Regions from separate parts of the Homo sapiens genome. Here region 2 is linked to region 1. Evidence: chromatin contacts called from ENCODE Hi-C or POLR2A ChIA-PET data. All regions are on one chromosome and are shown on one strand. Each heading gives the region's core, a stretch centred on a gene start or an enhancer-like site at or near the end of the contact. The rest is flanking DNA. Distances are from core to core; before and after follow the strand shown. Region 1 holds the start of ZNF512 (zinc finger protein 512). Region 2 overlaps SLC4A1AP (solute carrier family 4 member 1 adaptor protein).

Region 1 (7,184 bases), core at 3,276-5,775:
GGTGGCTCAAGCATGTAATCCCAGCACTTTGGGAGGCCAAGGTGGGCAGAACACTTAAGGTCAGGAGTTCGAGACCAGCCTGGCCAACATGGTGAAATCCCATCTCTACTAAAAATACCAAAATTAGTCAGGCGTGGTGATGCACACCGGTAATCCCAGCTACTCAGGAGGCTAAGGCAGAAGAATCAGTTAAACCTGGGAGGCAAAGGGTTCGGTGAGCCAGGATCAGGCCACTGCACTCCAGCCTGGGTGACAGAGGGAGACACTGTCTCAAAAAAAGAAAAAAAAAAAAAAAAAACCCATGAATTAAAACCACAGTGAGATACCACTACACACCCATTAAATTAGCTAAAATTGAAAAGACTGACTCATACATTGCTGGTAGGAATGCAAAATAATACCACTTTGGAAAGCAGGTAGTTTCCTAAAAAGCTAAACATACTCCTGCCATATGAATCAACCAACCTAGGATGGTAAATACCATCTTAGATATTTATCAAAAGAAATGAAAGCATTTGTCCACACAAGACTTGTACATGAACGTTCACAGCAGCCTTATTGTTTGACACCCTAAAACTGAAAATAACTCAAATGTCAATCAAGATAGATGGCTAAACAAATTATGGTATCCATAATGGAATTCTACCCAGCAATAAAAACTATTTGTCATCTCAAAATCATTATTCTGAGTGAAAGAAATCATGAAAAAAATGAGAACATACTGTGTGACTTCATTTATATAAAATCCTAGAATATGCAAACCACTGTACAGTGGTGCCCGTGGACAGGAGTGGAGGAAGAAATGGCAGAGACATGAACAAACTTTTGAGAGAGATGAAAATGTTTATTATCTTGATTGTGGCAATGGTTTCACGGGTACAGACATACGTCAAAGCTGACCATAGTGTACGCTTTAAATATGTGCAGTCTATTGTACTCTAATTATACCTCAATAAAGGTATTTTTAAAAATTAATGGACTGGCAGGCCTCTAAGGCCAAAACCTACCATCCCAAACAATGCTAGAAACACTTGATGGGACAGGCGCAGTGGCTCATGCCTGTAATCCTAGCACTTTGGAAGGCCAAGATGGGCGAACTGCCTGAGCTCAGGAGTTCAAGACCAGCCTGGGCAACACTGTGAAACCCCTTCTCTACTAAAATACAAAAACTTAGCAGGGCACAGCGGTGTGCACCTGTAATCCCAGCTACTCGGGAGGCTGAGGCAGGAGAATTGCTTGAACCCAGGAGGTGGAGGTTGTGGTGAGCCGAGATCATGCCACTGCACTCCAGCCTAGGCGACAGAGCAAGACTCCATCTCCAACAACAACAACAACAACAACAACAACAACAAAGACTTGATGGTACCAACAGGCCATTAAGAGCTGAGTCCCATGTAATAACTCTTAGGAAACTCTCCATGTAGGAATTTCTTACTATCAGTGTAGGACTCAGAAATACAGTACCCATATACCCTCTTATGAATAAGCATAAGCATACTGAAAAGGCAACAGTTCATATGATCATAATTAACTCTTGGAGATTAAATCAAGGTGGTTAGGGAATCCCTCCTCCAGGTCTCATGTTTTATTTTTAAAGCACTCAACAAAAACAATTCTCAAGTATTTTACAATATCTACCCATCAACCCCAGGACATTTGATTATTTGTAAAAAAAACCAGATTAAGCTCAAACTTCCCTTTCCATACATATAACAAGAAAAAGCTTTGTTGTGATACAATGACTATCATAATTGCATTTATTTTATAATTTGTTGCCACCAGTGTGGCAACTCTCAGCTTCTGATCACAAACATAAAAAGTTTAGCCTATTTTCAACTCCTTTCTGATCTACCAAAAATTTTTAAGAGCCCCTAGCTCATTCTTCCATGTGCAAATATTTAGATTTCATTAGAAAAGTACTTTAGTTCATCTCGGTATCCTTTGTAAACTTATTTAATTCTACCCAATCTTTAAAAGCTAGTGTTCTCCATGATTTCCTCCTCTACTCTTCTCTGGTCTCACTTCTCACCATTGACTCTCAAATGTCACAATCTCCTAGGAAGCTAGTTAAAAGTAAAGATTTCTATGCCCTAAACCCAATGATTCCAAATCTGGTTAATGGATGGGGGCCTAATAATCTTATTTTTTAACAATTATCTCTAGGTGACCAAGGTACATACTGAGAAACATTGCTCTAACCACTTTAACTAGAAGAGCTCATTAAAACTCTCAGCTTGTGGAAGAAAACATCATGTTTCCAATTATTTTTTATAGCTGATAATTCCCAATTCTGTATTTCAGACCAGCTCTTCATCTGAGGTCCAAACCTATTTGTTTTTGTTCCAAATGTTGCTCCTCATTCAGAAATTTGTAGTTCTGTGAATTACTCCAAAATTCACCTGATGGCCAAAGCCAGAAACCCATAGACATCCTATCTTCCTTCTCTTACTCACTTCTCATCATCACCACCTGTACATTCCCTATACGTTGTTCCCTACGTATTCCCTGTATATTGTTCCCACCATAGGCTACATGTTCTTTATTCATCTCTTAGGTTATCATAATAACCTCTGAACCAGTTTCCCAGTACCCTTCCAAATCCATCCTTCATAATGCTGCCAGAGTGGCCTAAGACCAATATCTGGCTATGTCATTCCCTCATTATCTCTTCCAGGATAAAATCCAAACACTTTAGCATGCCGTAACAGGTCCTCCATGGTCTAGCCCCTACTAACCTCTCTAAACGCTCTCCCTGCAATCCCTCATCCTCTATCCCAGACATACAGAACTACTTACTATCCCATTAACTCTTTCCACACGTTCACATGCTGTTCTCTGTTCTGAAAAACCTTTCTCCTTCTCACTAACTGCATGATTCCTCAACTTTCAAGTTTCTACTTAGGAGTGACCTGCTCTGATAATCCTTCCCTTCCAAACTATCACTCCCCTTCCTCAAAGGCTAAATTAAATTCCTACTTAAAAATACTTACTTATTACAATGAACTGTGTTGACCTACTTGCCTATCTCCCCTTCTAGACTGCTAGTTGTTTTTCATGCCTGTATTCCTAACCTACTACAGAACTGGCGCACAGCAAACATGTAGTAAATGTCACCTGAATGAATGAATCCATTTAATGTCTAGTTAACAAGAATGTTTTCTTTTGTATTAACCATGGAAAAACTAAGCACCTTCAGTGTACTAAATAATAAACCAGTCTTACAGACAAGTAGTTTAAAAATACAAGGATTTCTTACGGCCATTTTTATCATCCATCCCAAGTTCATCAGTGTATTTATGAGCACGAATTTCATGTCTGGAGAAATACAGAATTACCACTGAGTCTTTGGTTCCATTTTTATTACAATTTGTACTTTTTTTTTGCAAGCTAGGTTTTTCTCCCACACACTAGACTTAGACCTACACTGTCCAATCCGATAGCCACGAGCTACAGGTGGCTATTTAACGTTAGTTAAAATTAAATAAAATTTAAAATTCAATCCCTCAGTCGCACTAGCCACATTTCAAGCGCTCAAAAGGCGTACGGGGCTAGTAGCTATGATACTAGACAGTGCAGATACAGAACATTTTCGTCACAAGAAGTTCCACTGGACAGCGCTGGCCACAAAATCACAAAAGAACCTTAGAAAAACCTCACTCACTTGGCAAATAAAATTTAAAATTCAGTCCCTCAGTTGCACTAGCCACATTTCAACTGCTCAAAATCCACACCGGGTTAGTGGCTATGATACTGGACAATGCAGATACAGAACATTTTCATCACAGGAAGAAGTTCTACTGGTCAGCGCTGGTGACACAATCATAAAAGGACCTTAGAAAACCTCACTTACTTCTTAGCTCCCACGATCCTCGTGCTCCTCTGCTGCTTAAAGGTTGTGGGTCCCGAAGTCTAGCAAATCACAAGCACACGAGTGAGTGCTAGGGACCTCTGAACCTCGACCACAAAAAGACGAATTCCCCTATGCCCAGAAGAAATGAAGTTCTCCCGGGGAAACCACCTCAAACACAAGAAGGCAACACCTTTTAGGAAAAATATGCTGTCCTATCTTCCAGCAGTGCAAAGGCGGGTAACAATACCAGAGCCTTCGTCTTCCCCCATTCTCAAAGCCCTGTCCCAGGCTCTAAAAGGGAGGCCAAAAGAAAAGACAACGGATATGAGAGACATTGGGGATGTAAAAGGAATAGAAACTAATGGTAATGTGGCGAGGAATTAAATCCAAGGAGGTGGGGAACAGGCAGCAGAACGTGGGTAAAGAAAAAGGGACAGGTGATCTGATCTAGAAGGGTGGGGCCTACGATGGCCTCTGATAAAACCAACTCAGCATGGGACAAAAGCGAGGGACCGCGTGTTCCGGGCTCGACAGCGCTACCTCTAAAGCATAACGGTCAAACCAAGAAACTCACGGCGGGTACAGCACCGAGTCTGGAAGACATCACTCCCTCTCCACGCCTAACAATTTCACCCAAGGGCTCCGGCCAGACCAACGCCACTTCCGCTCTCCTCTCCCGGATGTGGGCTCGGCTCCGCCTAGCCCTCTTCTGAACTTCTACTTCCGCCTAGCAGCTTCCGAGGGGGCTGCGGCCGGAGCGAGTCACGTGATGAGTCACCCTCCGATTCCTCTGAGACCCCGCCCCACTGGGATCGCGACGCGGGACCCGGGAACCTATGGGTGGGGTCTGGAGTGAAGGGGCGGAGCTTGGAGCCTCGGCTGGGCCTCAAAACCCCTGGCTCTCATTCCGAATCTTTGCACAACTCCTCGTGTCCCTCCAGCCTGCCTTCCCCATCCACCCGCCCAGTGGTCTCAGTCCAGATGCACAGGAAGATCATTTACTGCCCCTTTATTCATCTTAGAGAAATTACAGACCCATTCTCACCCGCCTCCCCCCCGGTAGAGAGAAATGGAAGCCTTTCCACGCTGGGGGCGCAGGAATTGGAGGCAGTGGCTGAGCAGGAAAGAAGCCTGGAAAGGGCAGCACGATGAAGACTTAGGACAATGAATAATAGGGGCGGACCTCGCCTCATCGAGTAGCTTCAGGCCTCCACACTTGCCCTGCTTTGGGATTTTTATGTGTGGTCCCGAGGAGAGTTGTTTGATTCTTGAAATCTCTAGACAAACTATGGCTGGGCCTCTCTCCAGGGAAACTGTACTTGAGTCCCTCCTTAAGGGGACTGCGTCGGCTCCTCTCAGAGGGACTGCAATGGTTCCTCCCAGAGGGCCTCCCTGGCCTCATCTCAGAGGGACTGTGACGGGTTCTCTCACAGGAACTGCGATGGCTCCTCTCAGAGGTCCTCCCTTGCCTCATCCCGGAGGGACTGCGATGGCTTCTCTCAGAGGGACTGTGACAGGTTTTCCCAGAGGAACTGTGTCCTCTCCTCTCAGAGGGACTGCAACGGCTTCTTTCCAAGGGACTGAGGTGGCTCTTCTCTGAGGGACTGTGACTTCTCTCAGAAATCCTACGATGGCTCCTCTCAAAGGACCTGTGAGATCTCCTCTCAGAGGGACTGCGATGGCTCCTCTCCAAGAGACTGTGACGGCTCCTCTCCAAGGGACTGTGACGTCTTCTCTCAGAGGGACTGTGATGGCTTCTCTCAGAGGGACTGTGATGGCTTTTCTCTGAGGGACTGTGATGTCTTCTCTCAGAGGGACTGCGATGTCTTCTCTCAGAGGGACTGCAATGGCTTCTCTCAGAGGGACTGCAATGGCTTCTCTCAGAGGGACTGTGATGTCTTCTCTCAGAGGGACTGTGATGGCTTCTCTCAGAGGGACTGTGATGGCTTCTCTCTGAGGGACTGCGATGGCTCCTCCGAGCGGGACTGCGATGGCTTCTCTTAGAGGGACTGTGATGTCTTCTCTCAGAGGGACCACGATGGCTCCTCTGAGAGGGACTGCGATGTCTTCTCTCAGAGGGACTGCAATGGCTTCTCTCTGAGGGACCGCGATGGCTCCTCTGGGAGGGACTGCGATGTCTTCTCTCAGAGGAACTGCGATGGCTTCTCTCTGAGGGACTGCGATGGCTTCTCTCTGAGGGACTGTGATGTCTTCTCTGAGAGGGACCGCGATGGCTCCTCTGAGAGGGACTGTGAAGGCCCCTTTCAGAGAGACTGTGACAGCTCCTCTCGGGGGGACTGCAGTGATTTCTCTGAGACGGACTGCGCCAGCTTCTCTCAGAAGGACTGGAATGGTTTTTCCTAGAGGGACTGCAGTGGCTCCTCTGAGAGGGACTGTGATGTCTTCTCTCCAAGGAACTGCGTTGGCTTCTCTCAGAGGGACTGCGATGGTTTCTCCAAGAGGGGTTATGACGGGTTCTCTCAGAAGGACCGCGTGGGGTTCTCTCCCTATAGAAGCTGGGGTGGTTATGCTCCTTGTGTGTGAGTTTGTCTTTAAGATGTCGGTGCCAGGTTCTCTTCACAGGGGAACCAGGTAGGATTCTTCCTCGGGCCTGAACTCTGGTTCCTGGTGTGGACAAGTTCTTAGACTCCTGGCTGGAGGTTTCATTTCTATAGAAGTTTTTCTTTGATCTGCTACTACTGTCCTTTTGAACAGTTCTCAGAGGCTGCCCCACTGAGGCAGTTTGGAAAGCAATACCACTTTGGGAATCTGTGGGCTTGGGCAGTCGAAGAGGTCTGGGTTGGAAAGAGTAAGCTCTTCTTGGCTGTTGAGCTGATCTGCACTGGACCGTTCCTCCCCACAATATGTCCTCCTGCTTAATGGTTGAGCCTGCTGGCGTTAGCTTGTCAGCTGACCTCTTGTCTCTTTTGATACTGCTTGGTAAGCAATAGTCCCTGGCATTTTGTTTTGGATAATAGTTTTTGCTTGCCCACAAATTGTCTGGCCTTGTCCCGTCCACAGGCTTCCGCCCAACAGAAGCTATAACTCTGTGTGCTGTTTGGAATGCCCGCTTTAGGCTCTGAAAAAGCAGTTGCATGAACTTGGGTTGGGAAGGTTTCTTAGGTTGTCTTTTTAAAGAGGCAGTACTTGTCTGAGTTGCTCCAATCCTCTTCCTTCTTAAATGGGCTGCTAATTCCCTAGAAGGACTCTCTATTGTGGTTCTACTGTTTGTGTAGAACTTTCTGTGTTTTCTAAGTCGCTTGGTGATTCTCTTCATTGGATATTTTGAATCAGAGGTCTTTTTGGTTCTCACTTTAGCCCGTTTTTCATTCTG
Region 2 (7,184 bases), core at 1-2,500, 100 kb before region 1:
ATGAACTCCACAGAAGTCTGCTGGAGGTGGGACTTTGACATGAAATTTTACCCCTCTATAGACCCTAAACAAGTGTCTTTATTAGTTCCTAGAGTCAAAGATTACTAAATACAAAACACTTGAAAATAGCTTGTAAGGAACTAAAATAGTTATTTCAGATGAGTGCCAGCTACAGGAATTCTGGACTGTTATAACTCATGATATTAAAGGATTTCAATTGATTACAAAATCTTCTAAGGAATAAATCAGACAATCAGAAATAAGTCATTTGTGCTGCTTTTTCATTTTAGACTTAGCGTAATTTCAAGGAAACAAGGCATGTAAATCCATCAAACAGATCCTGAAGAAAAGGAGGAAGACATTTCTCAAAGAATAAAGCTAAATATTCTAATCAAAGCCATTCAATAAAAGTATTTATTAGAAAAGGTTGATCACAGTTATGGAATAGAGGGAAGGAACCAAAGCATATCTTGGTTATATCTTTTTTTTTTTTTTTTTGAGACAGAGTCTTGCTCTGTGGCCCAAGCTGGAGTGCAGTGGTGCGATCTCAGCTCACTGAAACCTCTGCCTCCCCGGTTCAAGCGATTCTCCTGCCTCAGCCTCCTGAGTAGCTGGGGTTATAGGTGCGCAGGCCACCGTGCTCAGCTAATTTTTGTATTTTTAGTAGAGACGGGGTTTCACCATGTTGCCCAGGCTGGTCTCGACTAGTGAGCTCAAGCAATCCACCCACCTCGGCCTCCCAAAGTGCTGGGATAACAGGTATGAGCCACCGCGCCCGGCCTATATTATCTTTTAAATATAGGACTTAGTTCTAAAATTCTCTAAGGAGGGCTGTTTAGTAAAAAGTTTTCTATTTAAAACCTAAGTCCCCACCGCAACAGATTGAAAAGCCTACTTGTTAGGTAAACCATTACTCATTCAGAATACATAGTGAGGCCGAGGCAGGTGAATCATGAGGTCAGGAGTTCGAGACCAGTCTGGCCATGGTGAAAAACTGTCTCTACTAAAAAAAAATACAAAAAATTAGTTGGGCGTGGTGGTGGGTGCCTGTAATCCCAGCTACTCGGGAAGCTGAGGCAGGAGAATCGCTTGAACCCGGGAGGAGGAGGTTGCAGTGAGCCGAGATGGCCACTGCACTGCAGCCTGGGTGACAGTGTGAGACTGTCTCTCAATGAAACAAACAAAAAGAATACATAGCTAGGACTTCAGATTTCTGCCACCAGAGGGCAGTATACCCTAATTCAGGGTGTTTTGGACGAATTGTGCCCCCTGCTGCCCAAATTCATGTTTGAAGTCCCAAGCCCCAGTACCTCAGAATATGACTGTAAATTAAATTAAACTGAATTAAAATGACACTATTAGGGTGGGGCCCTAACTCAGTATGACTCATGTCCTTAGAAGAAGAAGAAGAGACACCAGGAGTGCAAGTGCACAGAGGGATGGCCATCTGAAGAGCCAGCAAGAGGGCAGCCATTGGTAAGCAGAGAGGCCTTAGAGGAAACCAACCCTGCTGGCAACTGTGAACAAATAAATTTCTGTTGTTTAAGCTGCCCAATCCCTAGTATTTTGTTATGGTGGCCCTAGCAAACTAATACTCAAGGTTCAGCTCTTAGGGGTAATGAAAACCTTTTAAAAGCTGAATCTATGAATAGGAATATAGATAAAGCAAAAACATACAGACAGACATATATTGTAGGGTAGCAGGGAAATCATAAAGCTCAAGAGACAGACCTGGATCTGATTACCAGCTTAGTTACATAACGCTGGTGTGATCTGGTATTTAACTTCTCTGACTCTATTTCCTCATTTGTAAGAGGCAATAATTCCCACACAGCAAAAGGTGTTGGAAGGATTAAATGAAGAAAAATCATATGGCAGAGGCAAGTGCACACACTATGTTCTTAAATGTTGGTGAGTCTGAACACTACATCTATCCACCTGGGGAAAAGCATTTAATGCAGGAGACCCATTCTTAAATGCAACATTCATGAGAAATTAATAAACTATGATTCTAATTTACAAACCATTTACTTGCAAATTGATTGGCATAAATTAATTCATCAATTCTTGATAACCCTAAGCTGAGAAAAAGAATCCACAAACTGGCCAGGCACAATGGCTCATGCCTATAAACCCAGCATTTTGGGAGGCCAAGGCAGGTGGATCACGAGGTCAAGAGATGGAGACCATCCTGGCCAACATGGTGAAGTCCCATCCTACTAAAAATACAAAAATTAGCTGGGCATGGTGGAGCACGCCTGTAGTCCCAGCTACTCGAGAGGCTGAGGCAGGAGAATTGCTTGAACCCGGGAGGCGGAAGTTGCAGTCAGCCGAGATCACGCCACTGCACTCCAGCCTGGTGACAGAGTGAGACTCTGTCTCCAAAAAAAAAAAAAAAAAAGAATCCAAGAACCAAGTTCTGGGAAAGATGTGATCATACCAAGCCCACAGCCCTTTCTCACATTACTATGGAATGAGTCATTTGTAGTTTCAAAAAAGAAAAGAGAAAAATTAGCTCAGGGATAACTCAAGGGCTAAAAGTTTAACACCCTGACTCACAACTTACCCCTACTGTTCCAGTTTTTAATTTGAATTTGCTTCCTCCTTTCATGGCACCAAATAGAGGCAATGTAAGCTTTTTAGCTTTGTTTTCTGCACCTGTAGTCTGAGTTTCAGTCCTAGGAAGAAAGAATAATTATACACATCTATTCCAGGGAGTCCCAAGGTTTTATCTAAAAATACCATGATACTGACAAAGAAACCTCTGGCAAAATAAAAATTACCACAAAATGAATATCTAAGCATATAACAATAAGAAAGAGGTATTCAGACCAACAGATTTTGAATGGACAAGAACAATGCTGACTGTCACAGACACAGAGCTATGATGAGGCTGCTCCCTTAGTCAAGTAATTTGCCACATGCTACATGACTTCACACCCATGAAATGACTACAGTACAAAGGTCACTGGCAAAGGAGAACATATAAGCAGCAGGAGATTGATCCATGGTGTAAAGCCCTACTTCCCACCAACCTCTGAAGAGTGTCTTACTTATCTGGAGCTCCCACTTAAGCGCAATAGCTCTGAGCACTTAAAAAAAAAAGTGTGCATGGGGATGGGGGTACAGTATGCAGGATACCCAGTGTAGTAATGACAAAGATATAGTGAGAGACTGCAACTGCTGAGCCTGTCAACATTCTCAACGGCTGGAGATAGTTAGAAAAGCTAAGCCCATTAGGACAAAGCTGAGGAAGGGTATAAAGAAGAGATAGTAGAAATTAGAAAGGCAGGGGGAGAACAGAGCAAAAACAAAAGGGATAGCAATTCAGTTGACAAGATACTCAGAGCAGGCAGAGGTGACAATGAGAATATGGCATGAGGAGACAGAGGAAACCCCAGAATAAGCATACTAGACTGAAAAGAAAGCCCTCTGTTTTCTTCATATTGACCATGGGACAGCCCTGAAAACTGGAATATAAGGACAGTAATGGCATTCGACTCACAGTGACCCATACCAGATGTTAGCTACCTGGCCCTCCCTGAAGCCCCACTTGCTACTACTGCCTTCTTTTACCTAAGTCTTATCCCCTTAGTAGCACTCTTAAGTCCAGCCTCAAGCCCCTTTCTCCCTACCAGAGATAAAACCCATTCCCTTGCTAAGGCCACCAGAAGAATGCTGCCTGCCTGGCCATGAAGGACATTTTGTCAAATCATTATCCTTCACACCCTTCCCCACAGGCCTCAGGAAGGCTCTGGCATAGAAAGACAGAAGCAACAGCAACACAGATGTTTTCAGCTACATTAAAAAGCCAGGCTGGCCTAGAGGATAAGCTAAGACTGGCTCAAAGGAGATGAAAAAGCAGAAGATGGAATCACAATCAAGATTGCTTGCAGGGGTTAGGGTAGGAGGCAGAAAGTTTGGAAGTTCAACCCATAAGTGAAAAGAGGAGGAAGAAGATACACATCTAGACCAGTATCCAAAATAGGAAAGGGAGGAAAAACCAGGCAAGCACACAGACTGATAGCAGGAGAGGAGGCTCTGGAGGAAGCTGAGACATATTTCGTTTTCGTTTTTTTTTTTTTTTAATTCTTCTTGCCCCAAATGTTGTTGTTGTTGTTGTTGTTGTTGTTGTTGTTTTCCAAAGCAGAGATTTGTTTTTGTTTTGTTTTTGTTTGTTTGTTTGTTTGAGACAGGGTCTTGCAACCTCACTCTCCCAGGTTCAAGTGATACCTCAGCCTCCCAAGTAGCAGGGATTACAGACAAGCACCACCATACCCAGCTAAGTTTTTATCTTTTGTAGAGACAGGGTCTCACTATGTTGCCCAGGCTGGTCTCAAACTCCTGAACTCAAGCCATCCTCCCACCTCACTCACTCTCCTAAAGTTCTGGGACTACAGGTGTGAGCCACCGTCCCCAGCCACTTTTATTAACAAATAGTTTTACTGTAACAAAATTATTATATGATTCTTACTTTTTCCAGTTATTTGTTATTTAGAACTAGAACTGCAACTACATTACAGTAAATTTGGACCTAAAGTGGTATGGCTATTTGGTACAGGATTTTCTTTTCAAATTCAGTATATCTGAATAGAATAGAAAGTATATTCACATGTTCAAAACTCAAGTATAAAGCACATATACTGTGAAAAGTCTCCCTCCCATTGCTGTCCCCCAGCCACCCAGTTGCCTTCCCCATTGGCAATCAATATTATTAATTTTTAACGAATCTTTCCAGAGATACAGTAGCAGATGCTGTCCCTCCCAGATTCCCTTTATCAGGCCAAACAGCTACTGCAGACATCGGCTGCTAAAGGCTCACACCTGCACCCTTCCCAGAATTGCTGTGAGCCCCTCCCACCCCCCAGTCACCGGCAGCCTATGACCAATGAAGGGTTGGGGGGACAGGGTATCGAAACCCAAGCCCCATGCCTCCATGGCATCTGTGGTGCCATTCAGGCTCTCCTGAAACCATATCTTAGCCCAGCTTCTTCTCCTGCCCTCTCCTGCTTCCCTCACTCCCATATAGATTTCTCCTGAGAGCACTCTCTTAATAAATCACTTGCAGATGAATCTCCGATTCAGTCTGTTTTTAGGGAACCCGACCTAAACAGATATTATAAACATAACCATGGCCTACTTATCTATGTATTCTTCCCCCACCATCATTTTTTACAGACAGCGCCTGTTATACACACCGTTCTGCACCTTGCTTTTGTTACTTATCTTGATAGTGTTTCTGTATCTTATATATAGTTGCCTTTTTTTTCAACAGCTATATGGTGTTCTATTGTATATCTACACCATAATTTATTTATTTTTTTGAGATGGAGTCTCGCTCTGTCGCCCAGGCTAGAGTGCAGTGGCGCAATCTCGGCTCACTGCCAGCTCCACCTTCCTGGTTCACGCCATTCTCCTGCCTCAGGCTCCCAAGTAGCTGGGACTACAGGCACCCACCACCACAACCGGCTAATTTTTTGTATTTTTAGTAGAGACAGGGTTTCACCATGTTAGCCAGGATGGTCTCGATCTCCTGACCTCGTGATCCGCCCAGCTCAGCCTCCCAAAGTGCTGGGATTACAGGCGTAAGCCGCAGCACCTGGCCGCAATTTATTTAATCCATCCCCTTTGATAAACATTTAGGGGATTTCTAATTTTTTACTACTATTAATACAAACAATGCTGTACATCATTTCCTAAGTATGTGAGGGACAAATTCCTAGAAATGAAATAGATCAAAGGGCATGTGCATTTGTAATCAGGATAGAGACTGCCAATTTGTCTTGTAGAGAATGTACTAATTTGTCCTTCAATGACAATATAAGAAAGTGCCTTTTTGTCAGCCTCATCAGCACAGTATAAAATCATAATTAATCTTCATCAAATTCATATATAAAAATGCTATTAAGACCAGGTGTGGTGGCTCACACCTGTAATCCCAGCACTTTGGGAGGCTGAGGTGGGCAGATACCTTGAGGCCAGGAGTTCAAGACCAGCTTGGGCAACATGGCAAGACCCCATCTCTACAAAAAATTAAAAATTAGCCAGGTATGGTGGAGCATGCGTGTGGTCCCAGCTACTTGGGAGGCTGAGGCAGGAGGATCACTTGATCCCAGGAGGTCAAGGCTGCAGTGAGCTGTCACTGTGCCACTGCACTCCAGCCTGGGTGACACAGTGAGACCCTATCTCAAAAAAAAAAAAAAAAGGTATTAGGTTGTAGTATTTGTATTTCTCTTATGATCATGAAGTTGAGCATCTTTGTATAAAAGATGCTATTTGTATTTCTTTTCCTGTGGCCTGTGAGTAGACATCCTTTACTCATTTTTCTCCTGGGTGGTTGGCTGTCTACTTATCATTCAGAGGTCTTTTTATTAATAATTTAATTTTTTTTTTGAGACAGGAACTTCCTCTGTCACCCATGCTGGAGTGCAATGGCACGATCACAGCTCACTGTAGCCTGGAACTCCTGGGCTCAAGCGATCCTCCTACCTCGGCTTCCCAAGTAGCTGGGACCACAGGTGTGCTCCAACATGGCTGGCTGATGTTTTTATTTTTTGTAGAGATAGGGTTGTGCCATATCACCCAGGCTGGTCTTGAAAGTGATCTGCCTGCTTCAACCTCCCAAAGTTCTAGGATTACAGGTATGAGCCACTACGCCCAGCCTCAGAGGTCTTTTTATATTAGATAAATTAGCTTTTTGTGCATGATGCTTTTTAAAGGAGTTTATTCTACACTAAAAGATTAAGTAAAAAAAACTTCGGAACCTTCCAATGAATCAGAAATCAATATAGTTTTCTCAGAAAATCCTCTATCAGTCTATATTTCACAAATATGAAACAGGTTTTTAGTTACTCTATGAAACCACTGCTTTCTGTGCTTTAAAGGGTTCCTTGCATTACATTTGTATTATATAATGATTATTTAAGAAGATAAAGCGATAATTGAAAATGTTATCTATGCTACCATACTTATTTAGAATTCCAAATATAACTAAGACTTACTTTTTTAGTTCTGGAATCTCTGCTGGCTTTACAATTTTTATTAACCCTTTAAGTCTCTGTTGTTCTTTCCTCAGTTCAAAAGTTCTCAGGTGAAGTTTCTTCCGGGACACACCATCTAATGTACTGCCTGATTTCATTTCTGACATGAACGCATCTAAAGAATCCTGAGATGGAGACTCTGAT

What was found. Hi-C counts contacts between places; a loop is a spot of excess contacts on that map. ChIA-PET counts read pairs that join two places held with the same protein, here RNA polymerase II (POLR2A). Pooled maps may share reads with other maps.
Region 2: a pooled map shows a loop between it and region 1 (8-fold over the local background). The contact joins the enhancer-like site here to the promoter of ZNF512 in region 1. A Hi-C loop is called at or near these places in 11 of 50 pooled maps. POLR2A ChIA-PET finds 5 or more read pairs at or near these places in 5 of 52 experiments (HEK293, HepG2, T-cell and 2 more).

What each region holds. Positions count from the first base shown.
Region 1 is chr2:27,580,383-27,587,566 of GRCh38, reverse strand. It overlaps ZNF512 (zinc finger protein 512), which reads right to left and starts at 4,525. Exons shown (of 14, transcript NM_032434.4): 1 at 4,425-4,525; 2 at 3,851-3,909. The coding sequence starts at 4,454. It overlaps SPATA31H1 (SPATA31 subfamily H member 1), which reads right to left. Exons shown (of 5, transcript NM_032266.5): 5 at 4,845-7,184. The coding sequence ends at 5,040. RefSeq lists an enhancer at 4,278-4,727.
Region 2 is chr2:27,677,742-27,684,925 of GRCh38, reverse strand. It overlaps SLC4A1AP (solute carrier family 4 member 1 adaptor protein), which reads right to left. Exons shown (of 14, transcript NM_018158.3): 8 at 7,002-7,184; 9 at 2,567-2,678. Among named protein-coding and RNA genes, the nearest start is that of SLC4A1AP, 17 kb to the right of the region's middle. RefSeq lists an enhancer at 2,062-3,261. Within about 2 kb of position 1,250, at least 9 of the 41 ENCODE cell types and tissues checked have a DNase peak (open chromatin) inside an H3K27ac peak, as active enhancers do.